Regions from separate parts of the Homo sapiens genome. Here region 2 is linked to region 1. A link is an interaction called in ENCODE POLR2A ChIA-PET data of the cell type or tissue named here. Cell type or tissue: OCI-LY7. All regions are shown on one strand. Each heading gives the region's core, and the rest is flanking DNA. Links, peaks and the distances in the headings are about the cores only. Region 1 overlaps TM7SF3 (transmembrane 7 superfamily member 3). Region 2 has its middle 52 kb from the start of ITPR2.

Region 1 (4,398 bases), core at 79-4,078:
TTTTCCTTCAAATGTTGTCTTGCTGTAATGTCATTAGGAAGAAACACACTGTTTGTCAATTAAAAATTGTTTTAATAGATCTAGTTAAAAAAGAGAAGAAGAAAGAACTCATCTATGTGCCATTTTACTAAGTCTCCTATGTAAGAGTCTGAATAGGAAGCTGTCTTTTGAATTCAGTGCCATAAAAAACTTGGCCTCCCCTGAGGAACTGGCATGCTCCTTCCTTTCTAAGGAAGTTATGAAATTTAACATGCTTTACCTTCTGCTTTAGCTGCAAAGAACTTGGGCAAATTCGACGTATGTGTGACATCGGTATCTCTTGTAATTAATACTATTTATTCCTTTCCTTTTTTCCTAAGCTGAATTCTTCCATTTCTAGTCTATTAACTACCCCCCTACACACATACCCCACAACACACACGCACACACGTGCACAACCACATGCACACAATTTCCAAACCTCTATGGTAGGGGAAAGAAGGCAGGAATAAAAATACACAAAATAGTAAGAAAGATAGTGTGACCAATGCCTCTAATATTATATATGGGCTGGGGCGCAGTGGCTCATGCCTGCAATCCCAGCACTTTGGGATGCCCAGACAGGCGGATCACTTGAGGCCAGGAGTTCAAGACCAGCCTGGGCAACAGAGCAAAACCCCATCTCTACAAAAAAAAAATGTTAAAAATTAGCCAAGTGTGGTGACATGTGCCTGTAGTTCCAGGATCACTTAAGACCAGGAATTTGAGCCATGATCACACGACCACATTCCGGCGTGGGTGATGGAGTGAGATCTTATCTCTAAAAAAAAAAATAAAAATTTTAAAAATTTACATATGAATTAGATTAAGACAGAATTGTTTACCAAATTCCAGAATATTATAATATAGGCTTAGGACAAATAAAAAGAAGTATAACTTCATACAAGGTGAAATGCATGTATTGGTCTAGGGCATCATAGAGACTAAATGCAGATAGATTGTAAAAGATTATATAAATGGCAGACTCTTCATAGCTTAAACTAACCCAGAGAATTTTAAAAACTTTCTAAGGCTGAGGTTGAGGTTAAGGGGTTTAGTGATGACATCTATAATAGAGTCCTTAATACTGCTGGAGGCATAGCACAGGGCTGGATGAACTGAGCACTATAATTTTTTTGTTGTTTGCGTGACAGAGTCCAAAGAATAAAGTTGATATTATAGGGTTCTTGGTAAAGTTCAATACTATAGCTAAACAACAATGAAAACCCATTAAACATATATTCTCAGGTAAAAGTTATTAAGGCCCCACTAAAGTAAGAAAATGAAAAGGTGGGAATTCACGAAGAAAACTTGCCTGCATAGTGGTGACATTTGTCACAGGGTGCCCTTCTCCCCAGCTCAGCTCTCCATTACCCCTTTTTAGGTCAGAGACTGCCACACTCAAGAAAGGCCTGAGATACTCTCAGTCACTAACTTGAAAACATCCTATCTTGATTTTTTAAAATTTAAGACATAAGATCATAAACATAAAAGAGATAGAGATATCAAATTCTAATGCTCATACTAAATACCAGACCCCCAAAATATAGAAATGATTTTTACTAAAATAATTCTTTGCACTTACCGGAGAAAAGGAAACAGTTGTATTCTGATACTGTGAGTGTATTTGGAAAATAAGAAAAGTCACATTGCTTGAAATATCATGCAAAATAGCTTCCTCTGGAAAGGGCCTATTGAGCTCGAAGTATCTAAATTTCCCCACAGAAAATTCAATAAGACCTACAACGAGATAAACTTTTCATTACAACACTTGTACTCTCATATCAATTTGCAGAAATCATATTCATAAATGAATGTGGAATTTAATCCTCAGAAAAACTCCTTGAGGTAAATATGGTTATTGCTCCTATTTCACTGCTAAAGACAATGTGGCTTAAAAAGTGATGCAGCCCATCCAGGGTCATCCAGCCAGTGAATGGTAGAGCTCAGAACTAAAATGCAAGAGGTATTTCAAAAGGTATGCTGAAGACAGGCTCCTGGAACCCAGAGAAACTTCCCCTCTGGTAGCAGCAATAACAATGATCTCTGGAACAGAGTCCCTGAATTTAAAGATGACAATCCTGTGGGGCTACTAACAATCATGAATGTGCTGGTGTTAAAGAACCATAACCGTCTAGTGAATTCTGAAGTCAGCGTAGCCCGAAGAGACACAGGTGGCTGCAATTTAATACCGGTGTTTACCAGCTGTGTGATTTTAGGCACGTTCCTTAAATCCCCTTAAGCCTCAATTTCCTCATCTGTCTAATGGAGACTGCAAAGGAAGGTGAAATCAATACTGACAAAAATGTCCAATGAGCACCCACACCAGGCACTGCACATAAAATTGTGAACCACAGGCATTCTGGAAAAGAGAGCTTTTGTTTGCTTAAGGATCAAACTGAGTCCATAAAAAAGATAGGTTATAACAAGAACAGTTTTTCAACACCTCCTCCAGGCCTGTCCCATCTGTCTACTTGCCTCCATGGTCTGCATCTCACTGACTCTGTCCCCACTTCTCTGTGATGTGTTTCTGCCAGCTGCACACCAGCTCATCTTTTTTCAATCTAACTCTCAAATAATCCTTTAATTAGGTTGCTTTTACTCCTGTGCGGTCCTGGATTCCTACCCCACCCCCCATCCTACAGTCAGTATCTGTCTGCATGAACAGCAGAAAAGATCCCAAGTTTCACATAAGCAGTCTTGGGGGTTCAATTCTAAACAAACAGACAAAAGATTTAGATTAAATATAGATGAAAAGGAATTGATGAAAAAAGATTATAATTCACCCGAGTCCCATAGTGGAACTGTCATGTTTTATTTTAGAAGGTAATTAGAGTCAGTGGGCGGTAAAACATTTCAGATACTAAATAACTTAATAACACATTCTTATATACCATGTCCCAAAAAGGTCAATTTTCAACACTTTTTTTTTTAATACGAAAGCTCCACTGGATGATTTAAAACCAAACAGAACCAAAAAAATCAAGAATGAGTAGCCTGTGGAAGAACAGCCAAAAAAAAGACACAAATAGTGTTAAGACTAGAATAATCTTAACCTCTATATATTTTCCCTAAGCTCTGTGATGCTACATTACATTCATAACTTAATGTTTTTTTAAAAAAATGATAGAATAAAACGTTACAATTTCATTTCTAAAACTCTAGAGAAAATTGTAATAGTTTTAACAATGACAAATGAAGATAGCATATTTCCTATTTATGGTACCAGAAAGACATTTTACATTTTAAATGGACCAAACTCCAGCTGGAACAGAGGTTAAAATATTAAGGAATGGCCAATAGAATCTGGGTAGGGAAGTCTGGAAAAAGTTTGTGTGCACGTGTTTTTTCTTTTTAAAAAGAAACAAGAAAAACATGTTTATATTTTCCAGGCCTTCCCATTATCATGATTATTTTATTAGAAAAGCAAATTATACATAAAACTATATGGATTTCAGTAAATTACACTAAAAATGTTTCATTTATTGCCCTTCAAGTTTGGTCCCATCCATCATGCATCCTCCAAGTCTTAAAAATTCCCACCCGTATTGGCAGTATCAGTCTGCTTTCCTAGAAATTAATCAGATTTCTATCCTTTCACTGTTCACAGCATTCAACTCACTTACTATCCTGCCTTTTCTAGTCTACATCTTCAGTTTTTCCTTTTTGTTCTCATTTTCCCTATTTGGCAATATTTATAAGGTACTCATGGACTAGGCACTCTAGTTGTTGGGCACCATGATCAAAACTGACACAAACAAATTCATAAAGGTTATCCAAGGCTTCTGTAATTATCACTTAAATTTGCCCTTTGATATTATTTTAGAAAATGTTCTAATAATCCTCATGTCTATCTCCCATGACATGAGCCTTCCATCAGAACAGTATACAGAACCTTTAAAAGCCCTGGAAGAGACTGAAGCCATCAACTAGAGAAGCCTTCATGGTAAACTTTTCTTAACCTTCCCTTAACCTATCACCCAGGATGAGGATGAATCACAACTCAAAAATACTTGGAGAAACAAAACTTTGGAAAGACAGTACGGAAACACAGAACCATGGAAACTAAAATACATTGTTAAACAACTGATGACTTGACAAAATAAGTAGGGGGGTATTAAAAGCAGGTATCTCTTGGAGTATATTTTAACTGATTTTTTTTTTTTTTTGAGATGGAGTCTCACTCTGACACCTAGGTGGAGTGCAGTGGCGCAATCTTAGCTCACTGAAATTTCCACCTCCAGGTTCAAGCAATTCTCCTGCCTCAACCTCCTGAGTACCTGGGATTACAGGCATGTGCCACCACGCCTGGCTAATTTTTGTATTTTTAGTAGAGACGGGGTTTCACTATGTTGGCCAGGCTAGTCTCGAACTCCTGAC
Region 2 (4,398 bases), core at 307-4,306, 120 kb before region 1:
AGGTCTTGGAAAACACACAGGGTTTGGGTAGACAGAGGGGCTGGATGTCACTGCAGGTGGGATAATTGGTAGAAAGGCAGAAAAATAACATTGAGACATTCACTTTCCCCTGGAGCACAAGTTAATGTAGAGAGAGAAGTCTGGAAGATCAGAGTAGGGTTAAATTGTGGAATGTAAACTCCGTAAGAGCAGGGGCTTTGCCTGTCTTGTTCAGTCCTTTGTGCTCAGCACCTACAACTGTGTCTTGCCCATGATAGGCCCTCATGTGTGTTGAATGAATAAAGTTTGACCGTAAAGTTAAAAATGTAGGTCCTTATCTTCCAGCATGAAGACCATGGAGAATAAGTGATGACAGTAGGAGAGACGGGGGCAGGGTGGAGTAGGGGGAGAGTTCAAGCAAGAGATTAGGATGAAGCAATAGATTGGGAAAGCCAAGGTACAGAGAGAAGGCAAAAGCCAAGCACCAACCTCCTGGGAATGTTTAGAGAGAGGATGGGATGGAAGAAAATCCAGCAAAGATAAGGAAGTGTTGTTCGGGAATATATACAGCAAACATAAAATATCACCCTATAATTTACAAACTCTCCCATATATGCAGCATTGGGTAAGACAGGCATTGTTTCTCCCATTTTGCACACTTCAGAGATATGATGATGATGATGATGATGATGATGATGATGATGATGATGATATAAAAGTAAGACAAAAATCAAGCTGGTCACAGAAACTAGGAGTCAAGAAATGGTAAGAATAAGGGTTAATCTGTCTGGGTCCAATCAGGAGACAGAAACCACTCAGTAATTTGAACAGAAGAAGTTGAATATAAATTGCTAAACTAGGACAGAGGAGTAACTAAAAAAGATGGAAAGAGGACTGGTGGCTGGGCATAGTGGCTCACACCTATAATCCCAGCGTTTTGGGAGGCCAAGGTGGGAGAATCACTTGAGCCCAGGAGTTCAAGACCAGTCTGGGCAACATGGCAAGACCCTGTCTCTACAAAAATTAAAAAATTAGCCAAGTGTGGTGGCTGTGGTCCCAGCTACTCAAGAGGCTGTGGTCGGAGGATCTCTTGGGCCTGGGATCTCCTGGGCCAGCTACTCAGGAGGCTGAGGTGGGAGGATCTCTTGGGCCTGGGATGTGGAGGTTCCAGTGAGCCATGATCACAGTCACTGCATTCAACCCTGGGTGACAGAGTGAGACCCGGTGAAAGAGAAGAAAGGAAGAAAGAAAGAGAGAAAGAAAGAAGAAAGAAAGAAAGAAAGAAAGAAAGAAAGAAAGAAAGAAAGAAAGAAGGAAGGAAGGAAAGAAAGAACGAGAGAGGGAAGGAAGGGGAAAGAGAAAGAGAAAAAGGGAAAGGGAGAAAGAAAGAAAGAGAGAGAGAGAGAAAGAGAGAAAGAAAGGAAGGAAAGAAACTGGAAAGCGTGTCTTAGGGGTAATAGAGAGTACCCAAGGAGGCCGGGCTCAGTGGCTCACGCCTGTAATCCCAGCACTTTGGGAGGCCAAGGCGGGCGGATCACGAGGTCAGGACATCGAGAGTATCCTGGCTAACATGGTGAAACCCCGTCTCTGCTAAAAATACAAAAAATTAGCCGGGCGTGGTGGCGGGCGCCTGTAGTCCCAGCTACTCGGGAGGCTGAGCCAGGAGAATGGCGTGAACCTGGGAGGCGGAGCTTGCAGTGAGCCGAGATGGCGCCACTGCACTCTAGCCTGGGAGACAGAGCAAGACTCCGTCTCAAAAAAAAAAAAGAAAGAAAAAAAGAGAGAAAGAGAGTACCCAAGGAAAGGAAAACCTGGAGGTAAGTCCACCCACACGGGTGAGGTTTAGACTTCATTAGAGAAAGTATGGATGCAGCCCACTTTATGCAGAGAAGTCAGCTGGGCTGCCTGCGCCAGAGCTGGTCCACAGCCACCAGGCAGCAGGAAACAGCCCTCCAGGGCACAGATGAGCCAAGGCCGGTGGGCAGGTGCACAGAGAGAGTTGGGGTGTCACTGCCAACGTGAGGTCTGGAACATGCCAGTGTCCTTGTCAGGAGCGTCATGATGAAGTGGTTCACTAGGCCTGGGCTGGGCTGCATACAAATCACCAAGGGAGCGGAGTGGCTGCAGCGGAGTGCCACTGGATATACCGGTTCACACAACGTGGGCTGAAACCAAGAGCGCCTCTTTCCTCCCGCAGTGTCTCTTTATCGCCCTCTGCTGGCAAGTCTGAAAATTGTGCTCACTACGAGGGACAAATGCTTTTAGCCTATTGATAGAGGATACAGGAGCTAAGAGGAAATAAATTGACAATTGAAACAAGTGGTTATTCGACATTTTCAAGGGTACCTGTGTATCGCTGAGCTTTTTCAGAGCAAGTAACAGAAATCAGCGAAGCTGGACTTGGTGGACTGAGAGAGGGCTAGGAAAGAGTGGACAGAGGAAATAAAGAGAGGTACTGACAGTAGTGATAGTCATCATTGTAGTAATAGTAGTAGTGATGGTGTAGGTTAACATGGCAACATCAGAGCAACCAGAGAGAAAGTGAGAGATTTTGTGCCCCAGCGTCTCCATATAAAATCACAGAAAACAGTAAAAGACTCTGGTGAGCTGAGCCCAGGTCTCCTACTCAAATGGGTCTTTTCCCCTAGCAAGAGATGCTGAGTATTATGATTGAGCAGGCCTGAATCATTTGCTTACTCCTTTGACCAAAGAGATGGGTGACTGATTGGCAGCTATCAGCTCATCATGAGGTAGGAGAGGGAAATTTTCCCAAAGAAAGGCTGTTACTACTGAAAAGGGAACATAGATGAAAAGGTTCTAGGCCAGGTGTGGTGGCTCACACCTGTAATCCCAGCACTTTGGGAGGCCAAGGCAGGTGGATCACCTGAGGTCAGGAGTCCAAGACCAGCCTGACCAATATGGTGAAATGCCATCTCTACTAAAAATACAAAAATTAGCTGGGCGTGGTGGCGTGTGCCTGTAGTCCCAGCTACTCGGGAGGCTAAGACAGGAGAATTGCTTGAACCTGGGAGGCGGTGGTTGCAGTGAGCCGAGATCACACCACTGCACTCCAGCCTGGGCAACAAAGTGAGACTCCATCTCAAAAAAAAAAAAAAAAAAGCTTCTGAAAGGCAGAAACCTCTAATGTCTATCACAGGGTCACAGAGGAAAAATGGGAATAAGGCCAATGCTGAGAAGGCTTTTGTTTGTTGTTGTTTGTTTTACATTTTCAATGTACTATTACATTAATTAATTTGTCCTCTTAAGAGTCAATATTAAACTCCAAGTAGAGCTGGATACAGGAGCAGTGCAAGGCAGACACAAGGTCAAAATGCATCTATGGTTTCTCTTACTCGTTTCATAGTCACCACAGAGCAGTGATGTTGGCAGGTAGTAGGGGTTTTCATTTTAACTCTCCATTAGTTGATGCAAATGATATATGAAAACAAAAGAATTCTAAACTTTAAATATTGCTCCAAAGATAGATAAAATCTATTTCCTCCTCCCAAGAAGTGCTAATTGAGCTCAAATGTTTTTGCTTTTGTTTTTAAACAGTGTAAGGTTCAGTAAAGTGATATCCAGTTACCCAGGCAGAGCTAACTATACTGAGGCAATGGATACTGGTAGGAAAAGCATGGGGGCAGACATCACTGGCACCCATTTGCCCCTGAAATGGATCAGAAGAGTTTCAGCAATACCATACCTTGTGCTGGTGCTGACATCTTTCTTTGTGAATATGCTAGCTGTGACTACCCACTACTCATGTGAAGAGATCCAAGTTCATCATGGTGTGCCAGACACGGTTGCTATTATTGGAAAATTATTCTCTTATCCAATATCTCCCTATGCCTTCCATGGGAAAATAAGTCAGTTTCAGGCAAGCATCTATGTATCTCTAACCTATCTGTTCAGCATTGTGTTCTTATAGATATTAAAATAAATAGAACCCAAATTTTCCAAGTGACTCCCATAATAATTTTTATGTTGGTGTCTCAGAGCATTAACTGAGAAAATAAAAGTATTTTTAAAGGCTCATAAATAATAATTGATTACGGGGAACCCAGTTTGGGAAGAGCAACTTAATACTTTAATAGAATATAGCATTTTTAAGACAGACCTTAATCGTCAGTTATATTAGGTAGTTGTTAGGTTTTGGTAAAAAAAATTTTTAGAGAAATACTTAGCCAAATATTTTAATGAGCCTAATGATATTTTCTGGTTTCTAGTAAAAGTTTGTATTTTTTTTATAAGGACTTTATAAACCTGAGACGAAAAAAGATATCTGTTTCTAGGGATTTAAAAAACAAACAACAGCAACAAAAAAAAACGGGTTTGTGAGGAAACTTGACATTCGTACCTCAGCAGAGGTCTTTAACGCTTAGGTTTTTTTGTTTGTTTTTGTTTTCTTGTTGTTGTTTG

Evidence for each region. ChIA-PET counts read pairs that join two places held together with the same protein. Peaks named below come from ENCODE experiments on the same cell type or tissue, not always from the same donor. Only the 100,000 strongest peaks of a DNase experiment are listed, where the experiment ranks them.
Region 2: POLR2A ChIA-PET joins it to region 1 with 5 read pairs; 4 of 35 experiments call an interaction of 5 or more read pairs at or near these places.

Annotation. Positions count from the first base shown.
Region 1 is chr12:27,001,633-27,006,030 of GRCh38, forward strand. TM7SF3 (transmembrane 7 superfamily member 3) reads right to left here. Exons shown (of 12, transcript NM_016551.3): 2 at 1,604-1,758. Among named protein-coding and RNA genes, the nearest start is that of TM7SF3, 11 kb to the right of the region's middle. In OCI-LY7, for the core only: no CTCF peak of the experiment used is centred there; DNase peaks (open chromatin) are centred at 2,179 and 2,529; H3K4me3 peaks cover 1,784 bases; H3K27ac peaks cover 1,974 bases.
Region 2 is chr12:26,882,945-26,887,342 of GRCh38, forward strand. No RefSeq gene overlaps it. Among named protein-coding and RNA genes, the nearest start is that of ITPR2, 52 kb to the left of the region's middle. RefSeq lists a silencer at 2,072-2,246. In OCI-LY7, for the core only: CTCF peaks have their summits at 2,205 (motif pointing left) and 2,405; a DNase peak (open chromatin) is centred at 2,177.